Linked DNA regions of Homo sapiens: regions 2 and 3 are each linked to region 1. Evidence: chromatin loops called from intact Hi-C (ENCODE). Cell type or tissue: IMR-90. All regions are shown on one strand. Region 1 overlaps ITGAV (integrin subunit alpha V). Region 2 overlaps ZC3H15 (zinc finger CCCH-type containing 15). Region 3 has its middle 190 kb from the start of LINC01473.

What was found. Hi-C counts contacts between places; a loop is a spot of excess contacts. Peaks named below come from ENCODE experiments on the same cell type or tissue, not always from the same donor. Only the 100,000 strongest peaks of a DNase experiment are listed, where the experiment ranks them.
Region 2: it touches region 1 in a loop (7-fold over the local background); 103 of 110 quality-filtered maps call a loop at or near these places.
Region 3: a loop joins it to region 1, with 4 times the contacts of the local background. A loop is called at or near these places in 4 of 110 quality-filtered maps.

Annotation. Positions count from the first base shown.
Region 1 is chr2:186,639,117-186,644,116 of GRCh38, forward strand. It overlaps ITGAV (integrin subunit alpha V), which reads left to right. Exons shown (of 30, transcript NM_002210.5): 11 at 1,799-1,851; 12 at 2,270-2,472. Among named protein-coding and RNA genes, the nearest start is that of ITGAV, 52 kb to the left of the region's middle. In IMR-90, a CTCF peak has its summit at 2,802 (motif pointing left); a DNase peak (open chromatin) is centred at 2,815; H3K27ac peaks cover 1,498 bases.
Region 2 is chr2:186,501,417-186,506,416 of GRCh38, forward strand. It overlaps ZC3H15 (zinc finger CCCH-type containing 15), which reads left to right. Exons shown (of 10, transcript NM_018471.3): 4 at 1-9; 5 at 1,080-1,171; 6 at 2,616-2,798; 7 at 4,035-4,181; 8 at 4,324-4,425. Among named protein-coding and RNA genes, the nearest start is that of ZC3H15, 18 kb to the left of the region's middle. In IMR-90, a CTCF peak has its summit at 2,869; no DNase peak of the experiment used is centred here; H3K27ac peaks cover 149 bases.
Region 3 is chr2:186,272,998-186,277,997 of GRCh38, forward strand. No RefSeq gene overlaps it. Among named protein-coding and RNA genes, the nearest start is that of LINC01473, 190 kb to the left of the region's middle. In IMR-90, no CTCF peak of the experiment used is centred here; a DNase peak (open chromatin) is centred at 2,174.

The DNA of each region.
Region 1 (5,000 bases):
ATATTTCTCAGCTAAAAAAATGCTAGTACTTTTTAAGTATTAGACATTTCTCTGCGAGTACAGGCATTTTATAATATTCTCTGTTGTATGTCTCAAAGAATTATACCATAAGTTGGTAATGATGAATAAACATTTAAACAGTAGGTAGAGAAAAATCTTTCTCAAAGTTTGCAGATCTGGGATTCAAGCCTTTTTGTTCAGTTGAGATTGTTGGGCTTTGGGATAGGATTGACAGGCTGACTGACTAGACTCATGGTCCCCAGAAACCTCCTCCCATTTGTATGGCAGTCAAGATTGATGCACAACCTGGAGGGCCCTGCAGTTGACAGGCAGTTAGGGTTGCTGCAGGGGTGGTCCCTTTGTTCCGTTTTGACTTCTCCAGCTCAAGCAGCTTCTCCTGTCTGGTGACCATGTATGAGTCTGGATCCTACTGCATGCACTCAATGATACTTGCTTTATTCCTCCTTCCACTATTGGGAAGTGGGGGTGGCTAGAGAGGAGTGGGAAGCGTGGCTTTTAGATGAGGACAAACCTGGGTTTTCCATGCTCAATCTGTTATTGCATTGGATAAGGTATTTGCTGCTGAAAATCTGTTTCTTATTTATAAAAATAGGGATGCTGACAACTTCCTCATGGGACAGTTGTGAGAATCAAAAGAAAACATTCGAATCATAGTGCCCGGGACAAAGTGTGTCTCAGTAAATGCCATCCTTTCTTTACACTTCCAAGCCAAACACCATAGGTGACTAAGGCCCATGAATATTATTCTGTTACATAGTCGGCACATCAACCTTGTACCCCAAACACAGTATATTTTATTTCACAAGCTCTGAACTTGTTATTTAATACAGAACACACCTTTCATTTTCCCAATTACACTGTATCAACCCAAAATAGATAATGCAGGAATCTCCCTTATCATTCTCCCTTGATATCTGAGCCAATCAAATTTGAGAAGCATTGCTAACTTTCCTTTTTTGGTTTGTTGACTCATTTTTCACCTTACTTTATATTTAATCTGTCATCTCTTTTAGTTTTGTTTTGCACTTTCAGCTCTCTTTAGAGCTTTCCTTTTTCACATTTATTTACAGCTAAGCTGCTCATCCTATGCAAGCCTGTGGTCTCCTGTGGTAGGGAAGAGGACATTTCTGCTCCCTGTGCATTATAAGCTCATAATAAACCCAAACACATTTGTACTGTGTGTGATTCAAAAGCAAAATCATGTGGCAAGTAATCTATAGAGATATGACACAAAAATGAGCTCCTTTCCATATCTTTCCAAACAGTAATTTTTAAACAGTAGTAGTAGTTACACATAGGGGAGCCAATTATTATCTGTTATTAATAATTATTATCTATTATCCTCATGACATAGGCATCCATATAAAACTTGTTGGGTTCAATCACAACATTTGTCTGTGACTATATATCTTTGTTAGTGTGCTTGTGTCTGGTATGTTTTGGGAAGTGGAGAGAAAGGGAGATAGTAGGGTAGGCCTGAGAAGGAGAATTGATAGTCCTTAGACTTAAATGTCATATATCAACAACACTGGAAGGATATACATGTAATATATTGTGTATATACATGTAATATATTGTGTCCATGATCTAGGAAAACAACAAGCCTCATTACCTGATTGTCATTGTGTTGGTAGAATAAACAAAAGACAAGACATTTAGATTGAAGCACTATATGCAGAGAAAAAAAATAACCCTATTTGGTACATATATTACAAATGTTAATTGTCTAAACTAATTGGATGAAATATAAACATTTCATTTTCATCTTTTTATCCAGATGGCTGCATATTTCGGATTTTCTGTAGCTGCCACTGACATTAATGGAGATGAGTAAGTTTAAAAAAAAATGTTTCCAGAAAGTTATCTTCTCATGTTTACGAATACTTTACTCAAACTAAACATTTTTTTCTTCTGTTTTTGTATTCCTTTTCTGCTAATCTTTCTGTTTAAGGAAACAATTTGAAGCAACCTTAATCATGAATTCTAGAAAACCTCATATGTTTGTTCTGTTTTTTTTCAGTAGCTTTTATAACATGAACAAATAAAGTAATTTTATGAATTATTCATAGTTTCTTAAAAGAATTAAAGGAAGTTTCAAATTTGAAATGAGTGCTCTGGTAATCATTTTGTGTTTCACTGTGGGTGTGAGAGATGCAGAAAGAGGAAAAGTGAGTTGTAGTAAGAAAGAAAATGCCTACTAAGACATGAAATTTGTTCTTGCTTTGGTGAGAAGTTTCTGTTCTTCTAGTTATGCAGATGTGTTTATTGGAGCACCTCTCTTCATGGATCGTGGCTCTGATGGCAAACTCCAAGAGGTGGGGCAGGTCTCAGTGTCTCTACAGAGAGCTTCAGGAGACTTCCAGACGACAAAGCTGAATGGATTTGAGGTCTTTGCACGGTTTGGCAGTGCCATAGCTCCTTTGGGAGATCTGGACCAGGATGGTTTCAATGGTAAGATCAAAGTTTAGCAGCTACAGGTCCCTGATTATCTGTGTCCACCTGGAAAAGTTCTGTAAGTCCATCTGTAGAAGTCTACACGAGCAAATCTCCTTCCTGGAAAGGTGGATTGTGTGTAAGTGAGTAACACACCAAATTTAAAGACAGTTTGCTATTTTTCTTTAAAAATCAGAGCAAAGATTTCAATAATGGACTCTCATGAGTTATTATTCACTTGGCCTCAAATTAGAAGGTCAGAATGATTACTTTCTGAAAGGAACCTTCATTACCCTGGTGCCTACTGCTAGCTGGTATGTGTTTCTGCATCCTGCTTAGCAGCAGTGCCCTCTTCTGTTCATTTGGCTACAAGTGTTAAAAAAAAATGCTTCCAGGCACATTGTCAAGGCAATGCTGACTAATGCATACCTCAAAGGTATGATTTGCCATTAATATTTTTAAAGCCATAACTTTGTTGTAGCTGTCCAAAATGTTCTAAGGGATGTTATATCTCCCTTTATGGTGGCATATTAAAAGTATAAGCCTATTCGTTTATAATAGTACCATTTTAATAGTTGTCGATATCTTTAAAAAGCAAAGTTAGCTTTTACTTTAGAACTCTTTTCAGAAACCTGAAATATAGGTTACAAATTACCAAGATTTTTTTTTTAATCTGTTAAAAACCTTTCTAGAGATCACAGAATGGATAGTTGAACTAGTTTGTGTAATCAACAGTATAGTAAGCCTATGCCCCCTTAAAACCTAAAGGAAAGGTATACATTAAGAAGAAAACTTTAAAAATACAGATGACTTGTTGTATGTCTCAAACAGTAGTGGAAAGGTAAATGTTGTTTGCCCTCAAGATTTCACACCTGTCTTGTGGGTAGGTGCTGTCATTTACTAGATGTGTCATCTGGAAGATTAACCGTAGTCATTTCTTTTTCTTTGTTTCTTTCTTTTTTTTCTTTTTTTTTTTTTTTTTGAGGCAGGGTCTCACTCTGTCACCCAGGCTAGAATGCAGTGGTGCAATCATGGCTCACTGCAGCCTCAACCTCCCAGGGTCAAGAGATCCTCCCACTTCAGCCTCCTGAGTAGCTGGGACTACAGGCTCCCACCACCTAGCCCAGCTTATTTTTTTTAGTAGAGCTGAGGTCTTCCCATGTTACCCAGGCTGGTCTCTAACTCCTGAGCTCAAGTGATCCTCCTGCCTTGGCTGTGCGAAGTGCTGGAATTACAGATGTGAGCCACTGTGCCTGGCCAACAGGAGAAGTTTCAGTGGTAGGGAACATCTACTCAGAGGTACATCTGCTACCTAAAATAGAGGCTTAAAGATTTTTACCACAAAGAGAACTTAGCATAAATCAAATGGAGCTATGGTATGAAGTTCATAATAAAATGTGAAAAGAACACTATATAACAGACCAAATCATTACTTAATCATAACAAAAGCTACATAGGAAATACAGGGCTAAGTTTGAGGTTCCATCATGAATAAAGTTAATGAATTCTTTGCTATGTAGCTGGGCCTCTGTCTCCCAGGTTTTCTGGGAAGCCTGGTCATGTGTGATCTTCACCTTGTCTTGATGTTATTCCAGTTACTTTAAAGAAAGTTTTCTCATTACTGTGATCTAGCCAACATCTCTTCCAGCTTTCTAAGTTTTTGTTATAATGTGTCGTCTGTCAGTAGAACAAATATAGACAACAGCTTTAAAAAATGTGAAGTTTTACAATGATTTTACAAAGGGCTAAAATATAGATAAAATCATCCATAGAGGATGATTATGGTCTCCCAAGGTTTCTCCTTGGGTCTTACTGTAGCAAATAGTAGATTGTGAATGATAATGTCTTTAGTGAAAAATTATCTGAGCTGTATTTATGTATAGTATTTAGTACATATGTGCAAATATAGTTACATTATACATGTATATGTTCTATTAGTTATGTTAGATCTTTTGTTGTTGTTCATACATGAAGACATTAAGTGTCATTGTTCCTGTATTCCTATATTCCTCTCTTTCCACCTACCCCCACCCTAGGCATCATCAAGAGGGATATTGAAAACAAAACAATAAAGTTATGTTCCAAAATTTTATATAGCCCCAAGGTAATTATGTGCAGTTTTTTATCAGTACTTTTCCAGAAAAAGCAGAGGAAAAAAAAGAAAAGCAGGAAAGAGCATCTAAAATGATCAAAGGAAGAAATCAATTGCATGAATGTGTAGGATTTTCCAGACTCGACAGATGATAGCGAAGAGAGAAGATGATTAACATGTATAAAATAATGAAACGTTTAGGAAAGTTACAGATAATTTTTATTAAACAGTCACTCAACGTTGGAGCCATCTTTTGTTGCAAAATTATGTTTTAATGAATACTTTATTTATTATTTGTTGAGACAGGGTATTGCTCTGTCACCCAGGCTGGAGTGCAGTGGTACAATCACAGCTCACTGCAGACTCGACTTCCCAGGCTCAAGCAATTCTCATACCTCACCCTCCCAAGTAGCTGGGACTACCAATGTGCACCTCTGTGCATGGCTGATTTTTG
Region 2 (5,000 bases), 140 kb before region 1:
TTGAAAAAGGTAATTTTTTTAAAAACACTCTCTTAAAAATAAATGTTGAATACTTTCGGTTTGCTACTAAGATATTTATTAAATTGAAGAACATTTCAATCTTAATAGACTGTTTATAAAAAATAATTAATTGGGTTTATTATTTTTTATAAAATCTGAAAATTACCATAATATGCCCTTTAAGTAAATGAAGATACTTTAAAAAACAGTGATTTATTTTGGAATTGTCTGTCACCCTTTCCTTCAGTACTACCTGCTCATTTATCCAAAGTACTTAGGAAGCTTTGGTGAATAATTTTCTTTTTTTTTTTTGAGACGGAGTCTTGGCTCTGTCGCCCAGACTGGAGTGCAGTGGCACGATCTCAGCTCACTGCAGTCTCCATCTCCCAGGTTCAAGCAATTCTCCTGCCTCAGCCTCCCAAGTAGCTGGGTCTACAGGGTCGTGCCGCCACGCCCAGCTCATTTTTGTATTTTTAGTAGAGATGGGGTTTCACCATGTTGGCCAGGATGGTCTTGATCTCCTGACTTCGTGATCTGCCCACGCTGGCCTCTCAAAGTGCTGGGATTACAGGCATGAGCCACTGCTCCGGCCTTGGTGAATAATCTTAAAACTATTTATTTCTGCCTTTGGTGTTTTAAGAAAACCGTGAGGCCAGGAGCAGTGGCTCATGCCTATAATCCCAGCACTTTGGGAGGCCAAGGCAGGAAGAATCACTTGAGCCCAAGAGTTCAAGACCAGCATAGGCAACATAATGAGACCCCATCTCTACAAAAAAATAGAAAAATTAGCCAGGCATTGTGTTGCATACCTGTAGACCCAGCTGCTTGGGAGGCTAAGGCAGGAGGAATTGATCGAGCTCAGTCAATCAAGGCTGATTGAGGGAGGTTAGGGCTTCAGTAGGCCGTGATCATGCTATCACACTCCATCCTGAGCAACAGTGAGACCCCGTCTCAACAAAAAGAAAAAGAAAAATGTGTTAAGCCATGAGTCTTATAACACAGCATTAGTGTCTAAGGAGATATGTGTTGTGGGAGTAGTAGATAAGATTACAGTATTTAATCTTCATTTCTTTATTTAGATACTATGGATAATTGGGATGAGAAAAAGCTGGAAGAAGTAGTGAACAAGAAGCACGGTGAGGCGGAAAAGAAAAAACCAAAAACTCAAATAGTATGTCCTTTTCTTGAATTGAGTTGCTGTGATATTTATCATTAGGGAGAATTATGTGGCAAGGTATTTGCTGCTATTTTCTATTAGATTATTCTGTAAGTTACTGGAAAATTTGATTTCATCAAGATAAGGTACACGAAGCTTTATTTTTGGAATTTACAAGTTAGATTTTATAGATTCTTGTTCAGAAATAGCTGAACAAGAATAAAACTATGTTACTGAAGTCCTTTAAATGCCATTTTCTGAGGTGAACGTTCTCAAATATGGATAAACAAAATTACATATCCAGACAAAAATCCCTATTTTTTTGCACAGAGTGGAAGGAGGCCTGTTAAACTAACCCACTTAATAATGTATTTAGTTTTAATAGGGATAGATTTTTAAATTTTAAGGTTTAAAATATTTCTACATATGAATTCCAAAATGAATTTTTGGTAGGTAGTGGCTCTAATTCCAGGAAATGTACCTTTAAAAATTGGTTCTTGATGTCTCAAACTTTGCATTTATGTCTATATTTATAGTGAAGTTACAGTAAAAAGTCTTGCTGTGCTAGAATAATTCTAAATACTACATTCATACACATCTGTTATGTTTGTTTTTGGGGGCGGATACTGTTTGTTAATTTTCTCTTACTTGCAAAGCTTAATACTTGAGGCTTAAATACAATTGTATCTTCTATCCATGTTGTGAAGGGTCACTCTCTTTGTGTTCCTTTTGTACCTTGCTCCTGTATACTGCTTGTGATTCATTTTTATTTAGGAAAGATCAAACCAAAGAAAATCATTTATTCTATTTATTTTATTTTTGAGGCGGAGTTTTGCTCTTGTTGCCCAAGCTGGAGTGCAGTGGCGCAATCTTAGCTCACTGCAACCTCTGCTTTCCGGGTTCAAGAGATTCTCCTGCGTCAGCCTCCCAAGTAGCTGGGGTTACAGGCATGTGCCACCACGGCCAGCTAATTTTTTGTATTTTTAGTAGAAGTGGAGGTTCACCATGTTAGCCAGGCTGGTCTTGAACTCCTGACCTCAGCAGGTGATCCGCCCGCCTCGGCCTCCCAAAGTGCTGGGATTATAGGTGTAAGCCACAACGCCTGGCCTGATTTTATTTTTTATAGCTAATTGTATATTCTGATTCGGGGGCGTACATTTACAAAGGGTAACTGAAACAAGTAAGTCATTTTCGTATGATTTAGAATTTAGAACAAATGAAAACTGTATAGATTCCCCTTTAAGGGAATTTGCCATTGTTCTACATATTTTAAGATAAACTTCTGTTGCATTTCTGCACAGAATAGAGGCTAGACAGAGCACCCTTATGTGCAGAAATGAATAGAATGTACTTGTGTAATATAACGTACTTGTGTGTATACTTGTTCCATATACTCAGGCATTTACCTTGGAAATGGCCTACACTGAGCCACCGCTTGTGAATAATATTGTCTCTATAGGTGTGCAAGCATTTCCTGGAAGCTATTGAAAACAACAAGTATGGCTGGTTTTGGGTATGCCCTGGAGGGGGTGATATTTGCATGTATCGTCATGCACTTCCTCCTGGATTTGTGTTGAAAAAAGATAAAAAGAAAGAAGAGAAAGAAGATGAAATTTCATTAGAAGATCTAATTGAGAGAGAGGTAACTGGTATCCTTTTCCTACCATAAAAACTGAAAGCAGTATTTATTGTGAAATTCTAATACTTACCACTTGGGGCAATAGCCTTTTATGAAAGGAAAAAAAAAATATTGTGATCTATTCCCAAAGTTGCCCTACTTTAATTATTCTTGTATGTGTAAAATGTTAACCTAGCCATAAACATTAGCCAATCATGACATTAATTTTAGGATTGTGAAACAGTCTTTTAAGTACTAGCTAATGGCTTATCAAATTATTTCTGTAAGATTGAGTTACTAAAAATGCTTAGTTCTCAGATTGGTTGAATTTTTATAGTTTTAGATTTTTCGCCCTGATATCTTTTTTCACTAGTATATTAGTTATTAGCATATGTACGGAAGAAGACAACACTCTAGTTTTTAAATTATATGTTTTATCAGCTCTGGACTCAAAACACTCACTCTGCTTATAGAAGGGAATGAGTCTGAAGAGGATATTCAGCTACTTGTCTTTGGCTCCGTACAAAACACAGTTTTATTCTATGAAAATTTTGAGATTATTAGAAACATTAGATTTAGGGTTGCATATTAAAAACTATATCCATTTTGCCTTATTATTTAGTGTCTCACTCAGGATATAACACACTATAATAGAAAATGTAGACTTCAGAATCAGGTATATTTGAGATGGTTTGTATACTGGTTCTGACACTTGTTAGCTATTCATCTTTGGTAAATTCCCCATTACCCTTTGTTCACCTATTTGTGGGGATCAGTGCATAGTGTGTGTAAAGCATTTAATACCTGGCAAGTGTTCAGCAAATTTTTTGTTCTATATATTTATTATTTGATTATTGGCCCTGAGGAGTAGGTGTTTGTTTGTTTGTTTGTTTGTTTAGTTTTATTTCTCATCTTCTCAGGAACACAAATGAAACTTGGATATTGTTATGGTGCTTTTTATAATATATTTATTATTTTCAGCAATTGATTCATGTTAAAACAATTTCTTATGACAAGTTACTCATCTTCAATGGTGAGAAGAAATCTAGCTCAGAATAATATATTTTTAGTGTTTGTATCTCTGGATACTCATTTTGCTCATTGCCACGTAAAGTAAAAAAATACATAAATTAGCTTATTCCAATGTAATATCTTCAGGATAGTCATGGGCAAGGAATTAATCACATTAAGAGATAACTGCAACTAAGCACTATTTGAGGTGACTTCTGTGGAAAAAAAATTAATTCTTTACCATTGCAGCGTTCTGCCCTAGGTCCAAATGTTACCAAAATCACTCTAGAATCTTTTCTTGCCTGGAAGAAAAGGAAAAGACAAGAAAAGATTGATAAACTTGAACAAGATATGGAAAGAAGGAAAGCTGACTTCAAAGCAGGGAAAGCACTAGTGGTATGTCTCAGGCTCACCCAAACTGATTCTTTATTCTTCCATTTTCAATTTCTGTGTCATGCAAGATTTTGTTTCTATTTCATCAGTGACAAGGAATGTTTAGATTTTTGTCCTGAGTTGATATATTTGTGTGTCTCAATAGATCAGTGGTCGTGAAGTGTTTGAATTTCGTCCTGAACTGGTCAATGATGATGATGAGGAAGCAGATGATACCCGCTACACCCAGGGAACAGGTGGTGATGAGGTAAGAGGAAGCTTTGTGCCTCATCTCCTTATGTTAATTGAAAGAAACAATAGAAAATACCACAACATGGTTAAGAGCCACCAACATCAGAGCCACAGTGCCTGGGTTCAAATCCTTACTCCAACCATGGGAAATTAATCTAGGCCTCCACCCTCATCTAATATGGACATAATGATTATCTCTACATCATAGTTTGTGAGAATTAATCGAGTTCATGAATTAGTAGTTCTTTATACAGCTTAGGACAGTGCCTAGTATGTGGTTGAGTGCTATATGTATTACCTGTAAAAAGTATGTTTTGTCCTCCCTCTAAAAGAGAGAGTTATTTTTTGGTTAATATTTTATGCTTAAAAGTTATGGGACAAGTGCACTAATTTAAAACTGCAGTGTAGGGAGCATGAGACAATAGCACAGTCATTTGGTTGTTGACAGATTTAGTAATAACAGATAACTTACTGTTGATTTTTTGTGTACTTACAAAATTCTGGCCTCTGGGTTGAAAGAAAAAAATTGTACTCTATATATAAAAATGTGATGGCAGAGGAAGAAGTTTCATATACCACCTTGCTATTCTT
Region 3 (5,000 bases), 370 kb before region 1:
TATGAGTAAATAACTCATTACTATGATTTGAATGTGTCTCCCAAAAAGCATGTATTGGAAACCTAATCCCCAGTGCAACAGTGTTGGGAGGTGGAGCGTATAAGAAGGTGATAAGACAGTGGGGGCTTGAGCTTTATAAATGGATTAATGCCACTATTGTAGGAGTGGGTTTGTTATCACTAGAGTAGGTTCATTATAAAAGGATGAATTCAGTCCTCTCTCTCTTCCCCCACTCCTTTCTCTGCCTCTCACCCAACCTCTTACCCTCCACTATGTGATGACACAGCAAGAAGGCCCTTGTAAGACGCCAACTCCTTGATCTTGGACTTTCCAACCACAACGGTAAGCCAAGACATTTCTGTCTTTGTAAGTAACCCAGACTCAGGTATTGTTACAGCAGCACAAAACTGATTAAGACACTCATTTTTCAGCCAGGTGGGTGGCTTGCACCTGTAATTCCAGCACTTTGGGAGGCCGAGGTGGGAGGATCACCTGAGGTTGGGAGTTCAAGGCCAGCCTGACAAACATGGAGAAACCCCATCTCTACTAAAAATGCAAAATTAGCCAGGCATGGTAGTGCATGCCTGTAATCCCAGCTACTCAGGAGGCTGAGGCAGGAGAATTGCTTGAACCGGGAGGTGGAGGTTGCGGTAAGCCAAGATTACACCATTGCACTCCAGCCTGGGCAACAAGAGAGAAACTGTCTCAAAATAATAATAATAATAATAATTCAAAGACACATTAGAAGATATGGAATTCATGTGATAAGCCATTTCTGAGTTTCAAAAATTGATCCCAAGCCTCCATACAAAAGAAAAAAGGAAACATACACCTAATGTATTGAAATAAAAATTTGTTAAAGACTTAAAAATCAACAGAGACACTAAGGAAAACCATATGTATTTTCCTCAGAAAACTAAAAATCAGAACTACCATATGATCCAGCAATTTCACTACTGGATGTATACCCAAAAGAAAGGAAATCAATATGTCAAAGAGATATCTGTACTCTTCTCTCATCTATATTGCAGCAGTATTCACATTAGCCAAAACATAGAATTCACATTAGCCAAAACATAGAATCAATCTAAGTCTCCATCAACAGATAAATGAACTTAAAAAATATGGTATATCTATACAATGGAATATTATTCAACCATAAAAAAGAATGAAAGTCTGTCATTTGCAGCAACATGAATGGAATTGTTGGTAATTATGTTAAATAAAATAAGCAAGGCACAGAAAGACAAATGTTACATATTCTCACTCATATGTGAGACCTAAAAAACTGGATCTCAGGAAGATAGAAAATAGTCTGATGGTTACCAAAGGCTGAGAAGGTACAGGGGAGGGGTGCATGAACAGTGGTTGATTTATGGGTTCAAAAATACAGTTAGATAGAAGAAATAAGACCTAGCGTTCAATAAATCAGTAAAGTAACTATAGTAAATAATATATTGTATATTTCCAAATAGCTAGAAGAGAATAATTTGAATGTTCCCAGCAAAAATAAAAGATAAATGTTTAAGGTGATTGATATCTCAATTATCTTGATTTGAAAATTCACATATTATATGACTGTATCAAAATATCACATGTACCCTGTAAATATATACATTATCTATCAATAAGTAATAATAACAATTACAACAGAGTTTCATTATGGGGAGATGAAAAATTTCTGAAATGAATGATTGTGATGGCTGTAAAACAATGTGAATGCACTTAATGCCACTGAACTGTATCCTTAAAATGGTTAAAATGGTAAATTTTACATTACGTATTTTTTTACCACGTAAAAATAAATTTTAAAATTTTAAAATCAAAAAATTATCTACAAAAGAGATAACTGGGGTGTGTGTGGATCCTTGATTTGCAACAAATGTGGCAAAACAAAGCAATAAGATGTGTTGTAAATCAAAAAAAAACAAAGGTGATTATCAACCAATTTAGAGGTTCATTCTGTCAAGATTGAAGGACACACTTGGGAAAGAGTAACACAAAATCACAGGAACATGTGTGATTCATGATTTCTCCAAAGACAGTTTTGAGTGCTTCAATATTTAAAGGGGAAAATGCAAGCAGGAGGGGAGGGAGGAAAGAAAAAAAAAAGCGGGAGTGTAGACAAATGAGACAAGAGGTTGCATTCTTTCGAGGCTATGAGTAATGTTCACTGAATCCACATGTTGCCTGTGGAAAGAAGGGGGTAGATGAATAGTCAGTTATGTATTCATCTCATGCTTAGTAAATCTGCACTTTACGTAAAATAAACATTGTGTAGAGGAATAAGTCAAACATGTATTTGTCTCAAGGTGGGCGATGGGATGATTTCTAGTCTCCTCTGATCCCATACCTATGAAGATAAGCCGTTATTTACGTTGTCAGGGTGAGGGAGGCCACCTGGGGAGACATCTGTTTAGGAAGAAAAGGGAAAGAAGTTTGTGTGTGTGTGACACAATTTCCAAGCTTAACTTTTTCTTTTAGCATAGTAAGTTTGAGGTTCTGAGATTTTATTTTCTTTCCACAGTGTCTTAATTCATTTAGGCTACTTTAGCAAAATACCACAGATACAGTGGCTTGTAAACAACAAAATTTATTTCTCACAGTGCTGGAGTTCAATATCGAGGTTCTGGCAGATTTCATGTCAGGTGAAGGCCCTCAGGTTTATAGAAGGCCATCTTTCTGCCATGTCCTCACATGGTCAAAGGGGCAAGAGAGCTCTTCAGGATCTCTTTTATAAGGACACTAATCCCATTTATGAGGACTTCACCCTAATGACATAATCACATCCTGAAGGTCTCACCTCCTAATACTATCACATTGTGGGTTAGAATTCAACATATGAATTTTTAGGGGGGGCACAAATATTTAGTTTATAGCAGGTATGGATGATTTTTTAAAATTACTTATATCACTAAACACACAAGGAAATAATTATAAACAAGAGTAGAGGCTGGGTGCAGTGGCTTACGCTAGTAATCCCAGCACTTTGGGAGGCCAAGGCCCACAGATAACTTGAGATCAGGAGTTTGAGACCAGCCTGGCCAACATGGTGAAACCCTGTCTCTCCTAAAAACACAAAAATTAGTAGCCAGGTGTGGTGGTGTGCACCTGTAGTCCCAGGTACTCAGGAGGCTAAGGCAGGAGAATCGCTTGAACCTGGGAGGCTGAGGTTGCAGTGAGCCGAGATGGTGCCACTGCATTCCAACCTGGGTGATGGAGCAAGACTCCATCTCAGAAAAAAAGAAAAAAAGTAAGAGTAGAAGCAGTATACAATTGCATATCCATATAAGACAAAAGGAAAGTTGGTCTCATATCAAAGACTAAACTAGATTCTTAGTAATTGTAAATCTGTATGTAAAAGGAAAAATAAAATAGAATTCCTAGAAGGTAATATAGGATAATAAATTTTGTGACTTGAGGTATCAAAAGTCTTTTTAAACAAGATTATAAAAGCATTAACCATAAAAAGTTGGTTTATAATTAGACCACATTAAAATTAAGAATATATTTTCATCAAAAATATCATTGAGAGAATTAAAAGAAAAGCCACAGAGTGAAGGATATGTATTAGTCTGTTCTCACACTGCTAAAAAAGACATACCCAAGACTGGGTACTTTATAAAGGAATGAGATTTAATCAACTCACAGTTCCACATGGCTGGGGAGGCCTCACAGTCATGGCAGAAGATGAATAAAGAGCAAAGTCACATCTTGCATGGCAGCAGGCAAGAGAGTTTGTGCAGGGTAACTCCCATTTATAAAACCGTAAGATCTCAAGAGGCTTATTCACTACCAGTAGAGCAGTATGGGAGAAACAACCCCCATGATTCAATTATCTCCACCTGGCCCTGCCCTTGACATGTGGAGATTATTACAATTCAAGGTGAGATTTGGGTGGGGGCACAGCCAAATTGTATCAAGATATTTGCTACAAATATAACTGAGATCATAAACTAAATTAGGCTCATATTTTGAACATATCTTAAAACCACACACACAAATCAGTAGAAAAATGACAAAGTATATGAAAAAAGTAAACAAAAAAAAGGAAACGTAAAACTGCTTGACCTTACTGACGGCCAGAGAAATTTAATGTAAAATCATAAGGAGTCAGCATTTTATCTCATTGGATTTCATTTTAAAAATTAAAATTTGACAATATCAAGTGTTAGAGAGGATATCAAGAATTCAGACTTTTGTCCTCTGCTGGTACATATGTAAATTGGTAGAGTTGCTTTGAAAAATGATTTTGTATCTCCTACTAAAGTTGGAGATGCATATGTCCTACATGCAACAATTCTCTAGACAAAGTCTTACATATATGCATCTGGGAACAAGTGCAAGTTTGTTCACAGCTGTATTTTTCTTTAGAGCAAAAAATGGGATGGGGGAGGAAATAATCAAGGATCAATCACTAATAGATCAGGTCAATAAATTGTGGTGTAGCAATGCAATAAAATAATATCTAGCAGAAAAAATACAAATATAAAATATTGAGGCAAAAAAGGAAGTCACAGAGGAATATATACTATGTGAATTCAATATATAATTTATAATTCAAAAAGAGGAAAACTAAACTATATTTGCAGCACATAAAATAACTAGAAAGAAGGTATATGGAATGCAAACATAAAATTCAGATGGGGAGAGCGTCAGGGGAATCCTATTACTAAGGAATAAGTAGGCTTCAGCGCTATTTGTTGATGTAGGCAACATTCTCTTTATTAAGCAGTAGATACACACTCTTTTGCATGCATGACATATTTCATAATGAAAAAATATATTAAACCCTCAGTGGAATTCCTTCTCATTGCCCTAAGAATAAAATTCAGAATCATAACTTTGATGTATAAAAATCAACATGATCTGGCCTCTGCCTTCCTAATCACCTGTATCTCATCCTGGGCTTTCCCAAGTTGACTGCACTCCAGTCCTGCAGACTTCTTTCAGTTCCTTTAACACTCTAAGTTCATTCTCAACTTCTATTTTCTCTTCCC